Regions from separate parts of the Homo sapiens genome. Here region 1 is linked to region 2. Evidence: chromatin loops called from intact Hi-C (ENCODE). Cell type or tissue: breast epithelium. All regions are shown on one strand. Each heading gives the region's core, and the rest is flanking DNA. Links, peaks and the distances in the headings are about the cores only. Region 1 holds the start of LOC105372035 (a long non-coding RNA gene). Region 2 has its middle 320 kb from the start of CDH2-AS1.

Region 1 (8,528 bases), core at 355-8,354, 770 kb before region 2:
GTCTAGGCTCCAACTGAATGCAGATTTTAAAACCCTCTGTTGATAGAGTGTGATGGTGGATAGGGAATAGTTCACAACTCCCTACAATTTTACACTCTCCCGCACCTCTTAGAATTTTTCTCTGAGAGTGTTATGTAGTCATCACATCAAGAAAGCTTTAGCTATTCAATTAGTGGCTGCATATCTCTTTTCCTTGTTTAAAAGTAATATTTAAAAAACAATGGCTGGGCATGGTGACTCATTCCTATAATCCCACTGCTGTGGGAGGCTGAGGCAGGGGATTACTTGAGCCCAGAAGTTCAAGGCTGCAGTAAACTATGATTGCACCACTGCACTCCAGCCTAGCTGGCAGAACAAGTCCATGCCTCAAAAAAAAAAAAAAAAAAAAAAAAAAATTTCTTTAGAGAAAACATGCCATCTTTTTCTCCCACCCCTTCCTTTTTTTCTTCTCTCCCCATCTCTTCCTCCCTTCCTCCCCCCATTCCTTTCTCCCTCCCTCCTTCCTATCTTCTTTCTACCACCTTGAGAACACAACTTTATTTATCAGTTAAACTTCCCATTTAGAATGCTTGCATTGGAATTACATTTTGTTAAGGAAATTCTGGAGTTTAAAATAAAAATAAGGAAGTGGACAATATGCTTTTTTCTTTGATATCTCTTTTTTAGTAAGTCAGGATTAATGGAGTCCCAGGTGGTTACCAGCTCTTAAAAGTGAACTGTAGTACAGTGCATCCTAAGATTTCCTCTTAGAACTCTGCTAAGACAAAGATGACTGTGCCTTGTGGCAGTAAGCTATGGTGATCCTGGCAATTTTCATCATAATGGTATGATTTCAAGGTGACTCACCTTTCATGGTGGATCTTTTTTAGAATTTAGAGAGAAAGTAGTTTGACCAAGATGGTTAAGTTAAGGTAAATGATTGCAGTAATTATTCCTAATTAAATATCACCAGAGGGATGATAGGTATATCAAAAAGGAAAGCCTCCTGAGATGGAGGCAAGTAACGTTGTATTATAGTATCCACATTTTAGGAAGTGTTTGCATAGACATGGTTTAACCTGGATATTTTATAATCTGTATATATCAAACCACATCATAAAAAGTTTTATTATAGTTATGGGGAAAATTAATTTATGAAATTAATTAGGTTAATCAATGATTATCTACTTAACAGAAATTTTTCTGATGTGTCATTGGCACATATATCTGACACAGGGACATATATTAGAGCAAATACATCAACTTTTTCTTTAATGAGTACACTGATCAGATCATATGTGGTTTACCTGCTCCAGTTACCTTAAGTATGAAATAACAAGATTTGGCTCTGTTGATCATTAAAGGTGGCCCATTAGGTCTGGCTACTTAGAAATCCATTTGTGGTTGAGGCATTTTTCACAGTGGCACCTAGACAATCTCAGGACCATTATCCGGGCTCTGATTATCTACAGAGAAATAGTCACAGATTCTCTGCATGACAAGAGTGAAGCATGTTGCTATGTTTTGTTTTCCAGAATCTAAGATATAATAAATTACACCCAAGCAATAATCAGTGTTCCCGATCCTGTCTGTGATTTGCCTTTATTGTTTTCCAAGAGGAAGCCTCACACATGCAAAGCCATATGCTCTATCACTTTTCAAGTTGTGGTGTCTCATCTGGGAGTGATTTGAGCCCCTGCCCCTCAACATTTCTTTTATGACTCCAAGATTAAAAGACCATATTCAATCTTATTTTTATTATATCTTTTTGGGGAGGCACAAAAGCAGTAACTCTTAGCAGAGGAGGAACTTGTATGCCATCTGACCTAGAAACAGATGCTACTGATTGGGAAGATCACAAGCAAGGATATACACAGTCTTTCTGTATCTTTCAAAGTAAAGATGGCCCTGACAATAGAAAAGGAGAAACTACCTCAGTACCATCCCAAAATATCATTTCATGTGTAATAAAATGCAATTATTCTTCTTTGACCAAAATAAAACCCTTAGTGGATCACCCAATCAAAAAAGTCAGTTAACGTACAGAAGCGTAAAAATAGCTTACACAAATCTTATGTGCTGTGGCTCATGCCTGTAATCCCAACATTTTGGGAGGCCAAGGCGGGTGGATCACTTGAGGTCAGGAGTTCGAGACCAGTCTGACTATCATGTTGAAACCCCATCTCTACTAAAAATACAAAAAAATTAGCCAGGCATGGTGGCAGGCACCGGTAATCCCAGCTGCTTGGGAGACTGAGACAGGAGAATCACTTGAACCCGGGAGGCAGAGGTGGCAGTAAGCCGAGATCGTGCCACTGCACTCCAGCCTGAGCTACAGAGCAAGACTCCATCTCAAAATAAATAAATAAATAAATAAATAAATAAATAAATAAATAAATAAATAGAAACCCATAATTATACACCAATTCACCAACCTTGTGAAGCAGGAAATGACCTTGTTCTTGAGTTTGGTTCTTCTGATTAATGTTCTTCATTGGCTCTCACAGACAAGTGACACCTACACAGCATCATTGGCCATGTGAAGCTTCAGTTTCTTAGGTGAAGGAGGAACTTACAGAAACTTACAAAGCAATCTAAGACCACTATTCTTCCCATTTTTAAATGATCTGATTTCCTTCCTCAATCTTTTATGGTTGTCTTGGTCAAACTTAAGATGACAGTATTTATTTTTAAGGTGACCTGACTTTATTGTCTCTTTTCAATGCATTTGATTTGGTTTTTGTAGAGGAAGTAGATCTTTTGTTCTTCATATCCATAATAATTGCTTTTAATAATATTTAATGAGACTGCATAATGACAGTAATAAGTACAACTGGAATGACTGGATTTAGAAATAGAAATCTTCACATGTTGCTAGGCATACAAGGCAGGGTCTGGGACAGAATTGTATGGATATACAGCACTAGCGAGTGGCCTAGCAGTTGTGAGAATTTGGTATTCCATGGGTACCAAACAGCAGGTTTTATAGAAGGCAGTGAGAGCTCCAACAAATCTTTCCTACTTGATTAAAGGCTGGTAAAGAGACAGTTTTTGAGTTATTATCATCAAGTATGTAGGTTCTGGTAGGTCAACAGCTGTATCAACATACAGAATGGCAGCCCTTGGATAATGCCCCGTGTCTTTAAGCAAATGTAGTTTAAAATCCCTTAAAATCCGGTGTTGTTTTACAGATCCAATGAATCTATTCACGCAATAGAAATGTATAAATCAACAAAATCTGCTTATTAAAACACTTTTGAGTAGATGGTATCTCACATTATGTAGCTCTTTCACGTTTATTTTTCTGTTCTTTTTTCCTAAAAGAGATATGCATTATAAGCAATGGGAAATAGCTATATTCAACAATAGTAAAAAACCCTCAATGTAATTTAATGTTGGAAATCAGTACTGTATGTCCTGGATTGAATTGAGAGGTGGAGATGAAGACTTTTGTTGCCCTAGGTACACTGGAAAATGTTGTGATGCCTGCAAGCCTGAAGTCAGCCAAAGGGTATCCAGTCACTACACGTTTTCATTGCTCCTAATACTCTTTGGCTCTAGGCTACTGCCTCTTTTGCCTAATGATAGGGCTAACCTTGACCAGGAGCCCTCTGAACCTTTCCCAAGGGGTTCCTCGGTGCTTATTCACCCTTTGACATCAACCTTCAGAGTATATGAAATAGAAATCTTAATGAAAGAAGGGAGGGCTGAGATTTTCCTGCGTGCTCATCTGGCTAAACTCCTAGCATTTTATGTTTATACTTGATTTTTAAGTCATCCTGAACTCTATTTGCAGCTCTGCTCTCTTTTATCTTTTCTTGTCATCACAACCTTTACTACAAAGCTTATTTCAAGGGAAAACTGTTAGAATTCAAATCACTTACTCCTGTTTCACGCTCGTCTGTTTGTTTGGGATTCCAGCTGACAAGATGTCCTTCAAATGATTGCTTTTAGTAAAATCAAAGTGACTTGAGGACCAAAAATTTTGATAACTGAATATGTGTTTTAGACTACTTCAGGGGTTTCTCTCGCAACTTGGCTGGATAAGTGTGAAAACAGAATTGTTAGTGATGAAGAGGGCTGAGGCCTGTATTCTAGATTGTTTGCAGAATTCTAAATCACTACCAGGAAAGGGCTCAGAGAAAGCCGTCACTTTGTGAGACCTCAGAAGCAACCTGGAGCCAGGTCTGTGGTTGAAGAATGTTTCCAAACTGGGGTGATGGCTATGGCTATTTTTTTTTGTTGTTGTTGTTATTGTTGTCAGATGCCTCAGGGCGCCAACAAATGAGAGTGGGTTGTTGTCCTTAGAGGGTGTTTTTTTTTTTCTCTTCAATTTCTTACTTTGGGGAAAACTCTGGAAATGCTGTGTGTTTTTGGAGATTTCCAGGGGTTATTGTAGGAAGGGTAGAAGACTCCCCCATCCACACTGGGGTGACCCTCTGGGAAGGGTAGAAGACTCCCCCATCCGCACTGGGATGACCCTCTGGGTGCCACCGACTTCCCTGTCTGCAGACCCTCGGAAGCTGCTGTTCCGGCTCTAGTGGAAGTGACTCCTCATGATTAGAAAAGGCATTTTCAGCACAAAACTCTATAGTTTTGCATCATGCTGCCTTACTCTTCTTTCCATTAGGGTGAACAAATGTTTTATAACAACTTATCAGGTATCTACTTGTCACCTATAATAAAAACGCTGAGCACTTGCTATGGACAAGGGATGGTGCATATGTGCTTTCCTTTAATTCTCTCAATAGCTTTAGTGATTTCATCATCCTTCTTCTGTGAAGGAGAGAAATGAGGTTTAGAAAGATGAAGTTCCCACAGCTGGTAAGTGGCAAAGCTGGGATTGGATTTAAGTACAGTTCTATCTGGCTCTCCAAACCGGTTTTCACTAGGAGACATGTGTAACTCTCTCAGAGTGTCACTGGGAAGAATTATTCAGTATTATGCACTTTGAGTTAGAGAAACGTAAGCACATAATATTCCCTTTAGCCTCTTAAATTTCTGGGAAGAAGAGCAAAATAAAAAGATGAATACTTTTAGGTACCGTATTATTAACAGATTAGCTTGCATGCTGGTAACCAGATATACCTCTACCATCACAATATATTTATTCAGGGAAAGGAGGATAAATTAGTAGCTATTGTCTCACATGTAGGAAGGAGAATGGAGAATGGAGAACATTCTATACTGACACAAAGTGTCAGCCAATGAGAAGGGAAGACTATTCTTGTTAGTGAAGGAACTTCCCGATTACTGATCATTCTAGACATTCATATCTGGGTGCTTATGGCAAGCTGTGCTTGGTGAAGCTACCATATACAGGGAGGTTGTCCTCTGGTCCTCTTGCATGTGAGCACCGTGGCTGGAAGGACCTGGCTCACCTTCTGTGGCCCAGCTTCTCCAGGGCTTGCTTGAGAGTGGGCGGACATGTAGACAGGCTGGCTATCCCAGCAAATGAGAGTGATTCTCTTTGCAAGTTTTAGTAGCCAGGGTGTTTCCTAACATGAAGAATGATTTCATATATAATTGTATAACATCGTGATAAGTGTTTTTAAACAACAAAACAATACATCAGAGATAGACTTGCCAAGCTCAAAAGCAATCCAGATGGATTTTCTGACGTCTTTCTGCACCAGCATTTTCTTTATGTTCTTAGGAAATAGCTGGAGAGGTTTTTATAGCCATTCAGATTTCAATCTTGGGACTCAGAAAGTTTTGATATTGTAGAGTGAAGTGTGCAACTATTAAACTTGAACTGCTCTGGACAGCTGTGCAGATGGGAAAGAACTACCATGTTCAAAACATTTTCTTTTTGTTTTGTACATTCCTTACAGTGCAGCTGGTTAAATTCTCTGTAAAAAGATGGTGTGCAGCTGTTTCTCTGAGGCAGACCCTGAAGGCAAATACCCATCACCCCAAATACCCATCACCCCAGCACGTCCTTTCCTATCTTGGCAAGTCGTTTTGTCCTTAACTCTATTGTGTATAACCATGAAACATTGCTATTTATCTGAATCTTCTTTAGGATACAATACATGAGCTCATTCTCAGAAGTTCCAGGAACACGGCACTCCATCGTAAAATATTTTCTATGTCTCCCACCCCCTCTCATTTTCACAGTTTCCATGGCAACATTTGGCTCCGATGGCACCTCCAGGATTATTACTATCATCACAGTTATTTCTTCTGATTACTATTGTTGCTTATGGTCATCAACATCATTTTGACTGTCGGTTAGTCAGATCTTGATCCTAAACACCTGGCCTCTGGGGAGTGTTTCCTCAAAACAGTTGAAAAGTTAAAAAAAAAAAAAAGGAATGCAAATCCCAAGAGATTACCAGAGGTGCAATTATCCTACATCAGGTTTAAGTTTCTCTTTAAAAAAATTTCCCCATCAGTCATTGTAATCCTTCCAGAATATACGTAGATAAGTTTGTCATGATACCAAAATAGACATGGTTGTCAATACTGCTGTTTTGTTTTTAGAGAAGGAAAGTGTGTGTGCATTTGTGTGTGTGTGTTGGTGGGTTGAGAGGGGAATTATGAATCTAAAGCTTTCTAACATTGCTAAAGGAATTTTTCATGAAATGTTGGAAACTGGTTGTTTAGAGATGAACAAAATAGTTTGAGACTATTATCCACTGATTTTTCCATACTTGCTGTCGACCCTGTGAGCCTCCTTGAGGCTCAGAGGGGAATAGGCTTCCTTTGTAAGAGTTACTGCCTTATGAATTAGTGTAACACTGGGATGCCCTGTGCTTTTGAGATAGACTTAGACTTGACTCGAAACACTACCTCCGAGGCCATGAGAATCCAGAAGCATCATATTAATTTCTGCAAGTTTCTTCAGCTGTCTTTTTGTGTGTCCTTCTGTCCCTGGGCTCCTGTGTGGATGCTGGCTGCTCTGCTGGGTTTAGTGAAACCCTAAATGCAGAATTTGGCCTCTTTAGCTATCTTATATCAAGCTAGCCTGTCCTTTCACACTTCCTCTCCCTCCTTTTCTTTTCCTTCTCTTCCTGTTTCCTTTCTCCCTCCTTCATTCCCACCTTCCTTTCACTTTTTCGGGAAACCTTGCTGAGTTGGTGGGTCACTGGGAGGAGTCATATCATAGGGCACAACCTTTCCTCCCCTGTCTGCTAGCTCCACCCTTTCACTCCCATTCTTCCCTTTCTTCCTGGTGCATTGAAGAATTTCTTCTTTTTGTCTCATTTAGGGCAGCCATCCCTGAAAGGAATTCTAGTTTCCCCACTTGGTTTTAGTCTGCACGTAGATATATTTGTTGCACCTGCAAAAAATCAATTCCACAAACTCTTTCTCAAAGGGGAGAAGGACAAAACCAAATGTTAATTTATGTTTTGGTGGCAACAGAGCTGCTCTAACTGAGTGCTCAAAGCCCTGCCTTACTGCCTCCTGGTCACCGAACACAATCTCAGATGCTTCTAGGAACCTGGCAGGTGACATACACGAGTTGAGGGAATCTGGTGGAAGAGGCAGTGTGGAGTGAGGGACAGAATATGTGTCCAGAGTCACAGTTTACTCAAAGGGACCACAAGCAACTGGGCTCCAGCTGATGGCTGCCAGTGAGGATGGAGGTCCAGTGTGGCCTCATTACCCAATTTTTAAGAATTTAAAGGTCTAATTTTTATTAAAAAATTCCCAAAATGTGAACCTTGGCAGCTGTTTTTTCAAAAAACTTTGCAAGACAATATTGTGTTGGTTACCAAACTATGCAGGAGAGACAGACCTAAACCACATGGGAGAGACCGACCTAAACCATGTGGGAGAGACAGACCTAAACCACGCGGGAGGGACAGACCTAAACCATGCGGGAGAGACATGCCTAAACCATGCGGGAGAGACACACCTAAACCATGTGGGGGAGACAAACCTAAACCATGCGAGAGAGACATGCCTAAACCATGCGGAAGAGGCACACCTAAACCACATGGGGTAGACATACCACGCAGGGGAGACAGACCTGAACCACATGGGAAAGACACACCTAAACCACGCGGGAGAGACAGACCTAAACCATGCAGGGAGACACGCCTAAACCAAGTGGGAGAGACACACCTAAACCACACGGGACAGACGCGCCTAAACTACATGGGGTAGACACACCACACAGGGGAGACAGACCTGAACCATGTGGGAGAGACACACCTAAACTATGCAGGAGAGACAGACCTAAACCACGCGGGAGAGACAGACCTAAACCACGCGGGAGAGACACACCTAAACCACGCGGGAGAGACACACCTAAACTACGCGGGAGAGACAGACCTAAACCATGCGGGAGAGACAGACCTAAACTACGCGGGGGAGGCACACCTAAACCATGTGGGAGAGACACACCTAAACCACGTGGGGTAGACATACCACGCAGGGGAGACAGACCTGAACCACATGGGAAAGACACACCTAAACCACGCGGGAGAGACAGACCTAAACCATGCAGGGAGACACGCCTAAACCAAGTGGGAGAGACACACCTAAACCACACGGGACAGACGCGCCTAAACTACATGGGGTAGACACACCACACAGGG
Region 2 (8,528 bases), core at 332-8,331:
GAAAATGCAGATGGTGCTTCAGGTGAACACTGCTTCATCTCTTCCCCAGTGGGCTCCATCTTAACTGCAACTCACTTCATTATCCGCTTGGGTGATTCTGGAACCATAGAAAATCAGGCAAGACTCCTACGGGGCAAACACACATTTACAAAAATAGTTTTAGTCTCACTTCTAATATTTTCCCCCTTTTTGAAATTTCAAAGAGAGCTGAGCAGGCTATTGATAGTCCAGGATGTGTGGTCACCATTTATAAATAGCACTATGAAAACACTACCCATAGTTTTTTTTTGTTGTTTGCCAGCATCTATCAATTGGATACAAATTATCAGACAGATAGCAGACGAGTCGCTACTTGGAGGATGCCCATTTATATAACAGAGGAGGCTCAGCCTGTCCAAGACCTATTTGTTGGCTGAGTGACAGCTCTGTGTGCCCTGGATCAAGGTGTGGCACTGCTGGTGGGTGCCATGGAGAACTCAGCCGAAACCAAGTGTCACATCACATGTCACCAGAGAAGCAATGGCTTCACAGAGCTGTACCTGTAAACGTAAAATGTTTAATGATGAATAATTTGTTTGAAGCTCTTCTTACTCCACATTTCCTTGGAAAATGAAACCACGGGAGGCATGAAAATCTCTAAAGGGCCTTTTTACATAGATTAATGTGGTAATTCTCTCATTACTATGTTCTGAAGAAGAGCTTCTTACACTTGGCTCTGTGCTTTGCCTTCAGTTATAACATGGCTTTGCATTAAGTGTTTTAATAAAATATGAAATTAAATGATCATCCTGGTGATATTCACCTCTTGGTTGAGGTAAGGAAAAATGTAGTTTCCATAGTACATGAAACCAAAGAGATTATTTTGCCTCCAATGAAGAGATCATTGGTCAAAGACAAGGTTTCCCATGGGCTCACACCTCTCCATTAATTGGAAATGTTTTAGTATTCTCTCCTGCATCTTTGAGGATTACAAATAATGTAACCAATTTACAGCTATGGAATATGTATCCCATCAGAAGCTAACCAGTTTAATTTATTTTTTATGCACATTTAACCAGGAAGTATTGGACGAAAGTAATTATTGAGAGTGATCATTTATACTGTCATTAACTATCTGTGCTTCTTTCTGTTGTAATAGGTGAGAAATAGAAACTTCCTGAGCAGCATTGATCTATTGACTGCTGGACCTGTTAGTAATAAAAGCCATAGATCAATAAAGGGATATAGAATAGGGATGTTTTTTGGTATAAAAATGGTGAAATATCTTTTCAAATGACTCATTCTAAAATAACAAAAAATCCTTCAAAACCGTTGAGGTTTGGGGTTATTTTTTAAGCAAGTGGTATTGACTGAAGAGCAAAAGGCCTTCCCACTAATGATGCCAAGGAAGATTACAGTGAGAGTTTTTGCAAATTGATTGTCCTCATTGGGTATCAATACTTTAGTTCTTTCTTAAAGGGATACTAGGGTTGACAAGCCAAAAGACAACAGCTATATGCTAATTGAATTAATTCTTCAACAATATCTCATTATTCTTGCATTCTGGTGCATACACAGCAGAAGATTTAGTTCTGAGACTAGTTACCTGAAGTGATAGTTTAGATCATGGCTCAGGACTGAGAATTGCAGGGTTCAAATCCTGGTTCTACCACTTATTACTTTAGGCAAATTTCTTAACTTTCCTTCACCTTAGAGTCCTCATCTATAAATCAATCATATACATTTCATATTATTATATGAAGATTAAATGAGATACTATTGATAAAGTATGTAGAGCAGAGCTTGGAACATGGCAGATGCTCAATGCATGTTAGTTGTGCTCAGGCATGAAACTTTCCCAGTCCTACCATTCCTAATTTCATGATATGTTATAACCATGATTCCCTTTAACAGTGGTGCCATTTCCCTGAAGAAAAATTGGTAGTATAGGAAAGCCTGAAAGTTGCCACATTGGGAACCATGGTTTCCAGGAATGACATGGAGTCCAAGCTGTGTGATAAATGCTGAATAGTTTAAATATCACCTGCCATGGCTCTCTGGGCCTAAAGGACGGTTCTCCATTTTGGCAGAATCAGGTCTGTTTGATCACTGGCACCTGAGCCAAGGTGTAATGACTTCAGGACATTGCTCCCTGTGGTAGATTTCACTTAAAGGTGCTCAATTTGCATTCTGTAAATGAGGGTAAAGGAAATCATGATAAAAATGCAAATAATTCTCTCTGGTTGTAACAAAATTGCTTGTTATTGTCTCTTTTTCCTCCTGACTACAATATTACACAGAGACTTGCACAATGTTCTCAAGGACTATTTGTAAAATACATTAATAAATACACAGTGTAGCCCTGCACAAGAAGCAATACTTATGGGTATATTGCTTTGGCTGTGAATTTAAAACAGCACACACATGCACACACACACACACACACACACATACACAGGTTCTTCACATTATAAGCCAAATACATATACCAACTGATGATTATACAAATAAATTAGAATCTGTTGATCATATGAGAGTTTACAAATTATCTAAAAAAACATACACCCTTTACATATTTCAAAAGGAACACTCGACATCTAGGTTTGTTGAATTACTGACTCAAGGTGACAAGTTAGAGGCAAAGCTAGAACTAAAATTCGGACTCTGTCCAGATCTTCTTCCTCGGCATCATCCTACCTCTGTTGGTAACAGGACTCCAAACTTGCTTTCACTTATCGAGAGTAAATGCTGAGTAAAACCTTGTTAGAACCTGGGAACATATACGATCTTTATTTCTTGACCCAACATGCCAAACTAAGGTCAGATTGTTAATTTTGTTTTATTTCTTCCTTCAAAAATTGACACACAATTTAGTTCTTTCCAGAAGGGTTAATAGGTTTCTCTTGTGTTAAGAGATATTTACACCAGAGTCTTAAAAATATTGAGTAACATTACAGAAAATAAATCAACAAAAGTTCAAGTTACCTTTCAAATATCAATCATATTTTGACAAGTCACTCCCTTACAAATTACAAATGGCTAAGCACTCTCCATGGGTAGCAACTGCTAGTGTTTTAAATGCAAGTCTTTTGTGAAACTATTCCTTCTTCTAAAGGAATAGTTTATTTTCTGCAAAAGGAAGGCTTTCAATTTTATGTATGTTATATTCAATTGTCATGGACTATACTCATATCATTCCTGATATTCCCTTGTATGACAAGTTTGCTTCCTCACACTCTGATAGCATTTGTAATATTTCATGTGTTTAAAAAGAGATACACTGAATTCCATGTCTTTATATGTAATCCAAATCTAGTTATTCATCAATTCATTGATTCTTAATCATGGTAACTTCTGCCCATTGGAAAAAGGAGAGTGCATTGGCTAAAAACCCACTGCTGCCACCTAGTGTTACTGGGCAAGCACTGCCTCAGCTTGACACCTTGCCTTTGTGCATCAGAAAGACATCATCCTTTGTATTGTGACACACACACACACACACACACACACAGAGATGTTACTTTAGCAATGATCTTCATAATTAATTATTTAGGAAATTTTTGTCTCTTCCTATTGACTCTTTTATATTTGAATAGTCTGCGTTCCAGACTTGCTTCTTTAATATGCTTGGCATTTGAATTCTTTGAAGGCTTTAAATGGATGAAGGCTTTAAATTGAAGGCTTTAAAAGACAATATGGTAGCTTAAGGCAATCATCCATATTGATGAAGTTCACTATAAATAGATGTATGCTGCAATAACCCATGTGTAAAAGCAATGTGTCCTTTTTTATTCTATTCCTATTGATTCCAACTCTCTAAGGATGTTGTCAATAGCTCTGCCAAAGGCCTCGAATGAAACCCACAACCCACCAAGTCATTTTGCTTTTCAGGGCAAAGACAAATCCCAGAAAGAAATGCACTACTGTATTCCAATGAAATTGATCAAACAAAGTACAATGATTTTCTTGCATGAGAAATTTTTTGTTGAATAGGAACTACCTTTCAAAGAGTCTGAAGTAATGAGATTTAAATGGCTTTCAAGATTCATGTCCATTTTATGGGGGTGTTTATATGCCTTTCAGTAGAAGCTCATAAGAGTAGGGATGTTAGAAACGTGAAGGGCTGGAGTTCTGTGGTAAGGAGCTCACTGGAGTGGCAAGTGTGTGATGACATGAGAAGTAGATGTCCGGAGCGGGAGGGTATTGACATCACCTCTCGCCCTGCTGAGCACAAGGAGAGCAGATGTGTTCCCAGGGATCCAGGAAGCCTCTTAGGATGGAGTGGAGCAGGGTGGAAGAGAGAGCTCTGTCTCAAAGACAGAAGAAGCATAAAGTAGTGGCAAGAGCACAGGATAAGGGCCATCAGCTGTGGAATTTTTCACTAATCTGATGTGTATTCTAGAGCCATAATCTAACCCTCTTGGGTCTTTCCTACTCTTACTCATTTCCACACAGCACACCTGCACCAAATGATGTCAGAAAAGTTTCCCTTATTGATGTGATCAAAACAGGTCTTTGAGGCATTCTCTTCTGAAAATGCAAATAAAATGAGCTGCCCCTTGGTATCTTCAGCTTTGAGATATATTTAAAAGAATGAACCCCTAAATCTCAGTTGCTGGACACTCAATAAAAGTTTATTTCTCACACACAATAGTTACATGCAAATATTCTGTGGGCAGTCTTTCACGCCAAGATAAGGGACCCAGGGTCCCTCCACCTTGTGACACTTCCATTCATTCACTAGGACCTTGGAGCCTTTCACTCCAGATAAGGCGTGAGGAGAAGAATTGCACCAGACATTTGTGTGACCAGACCTGGAATTTGTATACTTTATTTTATCCTCATTTTGCTGGAAGGAATTCAGACACCTAGCCACCAGTACTTCCACATACATTGAGAAATATTACCAAGATTTGGGCTTGGGAAATTGAGGAAATGGGTTTTGATGAATATGTATATAGCAATACAGTGAACATGTTACATGCACATTGCCTAGATACCATATATTTGTCTATCCAGGGGTTGGCAAATAATGGCCTATGTGTTAAATCTAGTATGTCATCTGTTTTTGTACAGCCCATGAGTTAAGAATTATTATTACAGTTTCAATTAGATGGAGGAAAAAGAGAAAGAGAGAAGAATACTCAACAGGGTGTTTATGATCCACAAAGCTTAAAATATTTACTATCTGACTCTTTACAGACAATGGTTGCCAACTCCTGGTCTACCTGTATGATTTAAGATCCTAGAAAGAAACAAATAATCACCTTCAATAGAACATTTAATGAAAGAACTTGTGTGAGTTTTCTGCTGCATATGAATTACCACAAACTTAGTGGCTTAAAATAGACTCATGTATTATCTCACAGTTTCTGTAAATCAGGAGTCTTGTCACAATTTATGTGGGTCCTCTGCTCGTAGTCTCATCAGTTTGCAATCCAGATGTTGGGTGGGGCTGTGGTCTCATCAGAGGCCTGACTGGGGAAAGATTCCTGACCAAGTGCCTTCAGCTTGTTGGCAGAATTTCTTATAGTTATGAGACTGGCATCCCTATTTGCTTGCTGGCGAGGGGCTGTCATAAGGTCTTAGAGTTCACTATGGTGGTTAAATTTATGTGTCAACTTGACTGGACTATGGGATGCCCAGACATTTGGTCAAGCATTATTCTAGGTGTGCCTATGAGGGTGTTTTTGGATGAGATTGACATTTGAATCAGTAGACTGAGTAAAGCAGATGCTCTCCCTAATGTGGATGGGCCTCATCCAGACAGCTGAGAACCTTAATAAAACAAAAAGGCTGATCTGAGCCTATACATATGTGTGTGTGTGTGTGTGTGTGTGTGTGTATGTCTATATATATATAACATATATAAGTGCGTGTGTGTGAGAGTGTGTGTGTGTGTGTATGTGTGTATTTTTCAACCTCAGGAAATTCACAACATGCTGCTTTTTCAAGGCCAGCAGAGCCTCATACACATTCTAATCAAGAGTTGTATCACCTTTGCCATATTTTAATGGTTAGAAGCAAGTCACAGGTTCTATCTATACTTAAGGAGAGGGGGTTACACATGGGCTTGACACATTTGGGGACTACCCTAGGGAATGTCTGCCACAGGACTATTTATAAACATTTAGCAGAGTTGAGAGAAACCAATAAGGGATGGAAAAATCCTAGGCTAGCGGAAGCTACTGTCATACTTAGACAAGAAGAGGAAAAAAGAGGAGCAGTTACAGGACTAGGTAAGATTTCTAGCCCTAGGAGAGGGCTACCATGATGGGATCCATGACCTTCATTGCGCAATACAGCCACTACCATCCCATGGCCAGGCAGAGGAACTAAAGAATAAGTACCAGAACTTCTCTTTCTGCCAGTTCTTTGTCTGACTCTTCCACCCCCAAATCTATCAGACAAGCAGAAGACAAGGAAAACTGATGGATGCAATCCACAGGAGTCACCCTCCCAGACAGCAAGCAGGGCAGGGACAGGGGGAGATGGATCTGGAGGGGGCAAATAACAGCTCTTCCAAATATCTAGCTTTTGACTTTCTCAAATCTCAAGGAAAACAGCAGATGGCCTTACATACAAATGATAAATTGAAAATGTATCTATATCAGAAAAATAAAAATGGCCAGAGGGTCTGCAGCCACATTCAGAGGACCACTAAGGTTATTCAAAATCACCATGTGAGAAGCCAACACAGCTTGGCTGGCCTCAGGGGTAAGCTGATCTCAGGGAACACTAATGCTTACCCAATGCATAAGAAGGAAATGCTGCAGCCTATTTTACTCTAACCAAGTTATGCGGTTGGAGAAATGTGCTTTAGGGAAAAGATGAAACAGCTCCACCCAACACCGAGAGCAGGTGACACCTGGTAGTCCTTCACATTTGAATTTCCAGCTTAGCGTCTGTTTTTAAATGAATTATGAGCTTGCTCCCACTGAGACCTGTCTGCTATGGAAACAGAGGCATGCTCCCATCTGTGGAAAGGTGATATTTTAAAGACTAGCCTTTCACTAAGCAAATTTCTTAATAGTAGAGCCATTTGACTACTAGGTCAACTTCCCCAGACAGCTGCTCAACTACATCAACAGCATCGAGGAGCAGTGCCTTTAAAAAGCAGAAGCATATTGGATCTGGAACTGCTAATGGATCTTTAAGGAGAGAAATGCAAAGGAATTAAGGCACATCACTCTTTGGCATGTTTGTGGCTGTTTTTGTTTCATTTCCAGCATATAAAAGAGTAGGTTATGATTATCCCAAAGTGACTTTATAATTAATATTGTTCTTAAATAATATATTCATAAAATGTAAGTATGTTTGTATGAATAATGTCAAAAATTCTAGAAATGCAGAAAGCAAGAAATAATTCTAGAAAAAAGGCCTTGGAGAGGAATCTACTGCTCATAAAATTTGAGTAAATTATTTGGTTCATACAAGAGGCTTTTTTTTTTCACATCACTTTTCCCATACTCCAGCACTTAGTATGATATTGTTGCACAATCAAAAAGTTGCTATACAAGTTCAGGTAAAACTAATTTTAAAGAACTCGGTAGCTATATGTTATATCATGGCAGACTTTCTACAGTAACTTTACTGGTTCCCTATAAATAGAATATTAATTGATGATGAAGAAAATAAAGCAGTAACCATACCAGAGTGGGAATGGCAGTATTGTCTTAAACTTCTGTTAATAATTGTTTTATTACAATGAATTACAATGACCATGGAAGGTTCATCTGAATACCAAATTCACTTCTGACTAGAGCTACTGGAGTCAGAAACCATATGAACTCATAATGATGAGATATTTAAAAATCTTTGTGTAAAACATGTAGCCTGGAAAACCATGAGAAGCAATGTTTAACTGTCTTTCTGGTCTGCAAATACATACTCACATACTTAAAAGTGGGAATCTTTAAGAGCTGGGTATAAAGGAATATTTTATAAGCTACTTTTCAATATTTTTGCATTTTTATGTTAAAGGTTACTTTAATACAAGAGTAAAATTCATTTTAAGAAATGGAACTAGGGTAAAGTAGATAAAGCGTAACCAGGAAATTTGTTTTACATCAACAAAGCATAGTGGAGAATTTCATATGTTTTGAAGAGGAGAGTGTATGGTGGGTATTAGAGGAAGAAGTTTGTTTTATTTATTTTATTGAGACACTTGAAAAATTCCTTGCTGTCTAATTCGCCTTACATTGAAGAGCCAGTATGTGGTTACCTAATACACTGTTAAGTGAAATTTGGTAGTCATCCATTTAATTTGATCACAAACCAAAACATTTCAGGAAATATCACATTGGACATGCATTTTCTAGAGTAAAATTTGTATTTTTCAATCAATTGATTTTTGGTTAGTTTCCCCTTAGTAGTCAAATTCTACAATATATTCACTTTACATTGGATAAGATAGAAACAAAACACGTTTCATGGATTTAAAACATTACCCTTCAATGGTTTTTCACACTTTCTGTATATATGTAATATACATAATATATAATCCAGACTTATGCAGAGCAGTTAGCCCCTTCCTAACTCTGCTCTCT

Evidence for each region. Peaks named below come from ENCODE experiments on the same cell type or tissue, not always from the same donor. Only the 100,000 strongest peaks of a DNase experiment are listed, where the experiment ranks them.
Region 1: a loop joins it to region 2, with 7 times the contacts of the local background. A loop is called at or near these places in 14 of 110 quality-filtered maps.

What each region holds. Positions count from the first base shown.
Region 1 is chr18:26,821,105-26,829,632 of GRCh38, forward strand. LOC105372035 (a long non-coding RNA gene) reads right to left here and starts at 4,048. Exons shown (of 3, transcript NR_188008.1): 1 at 3,864-4,048; 2 at 2,415-3,296; 3 at 1,237-1,445. In breast epithelium, for the core only: no CTCF peak of the experiment used is centred there; no DNase peak of the experiment used is centred there.
Region 2 is chr18:27,596,019-27,604,546 of GRCh38, forward strand. No RefSeq gene overlaps it. Among named protein-coding and RNA genes, the nearest start is that of CDH2-AS1, 320 kb to the right of the region's middle. In breast epithelium, for the core only: a CTCF peak has its summit at 3,394 (motif pointing left); a DNase peak (open chromatin) is centred at 3,389.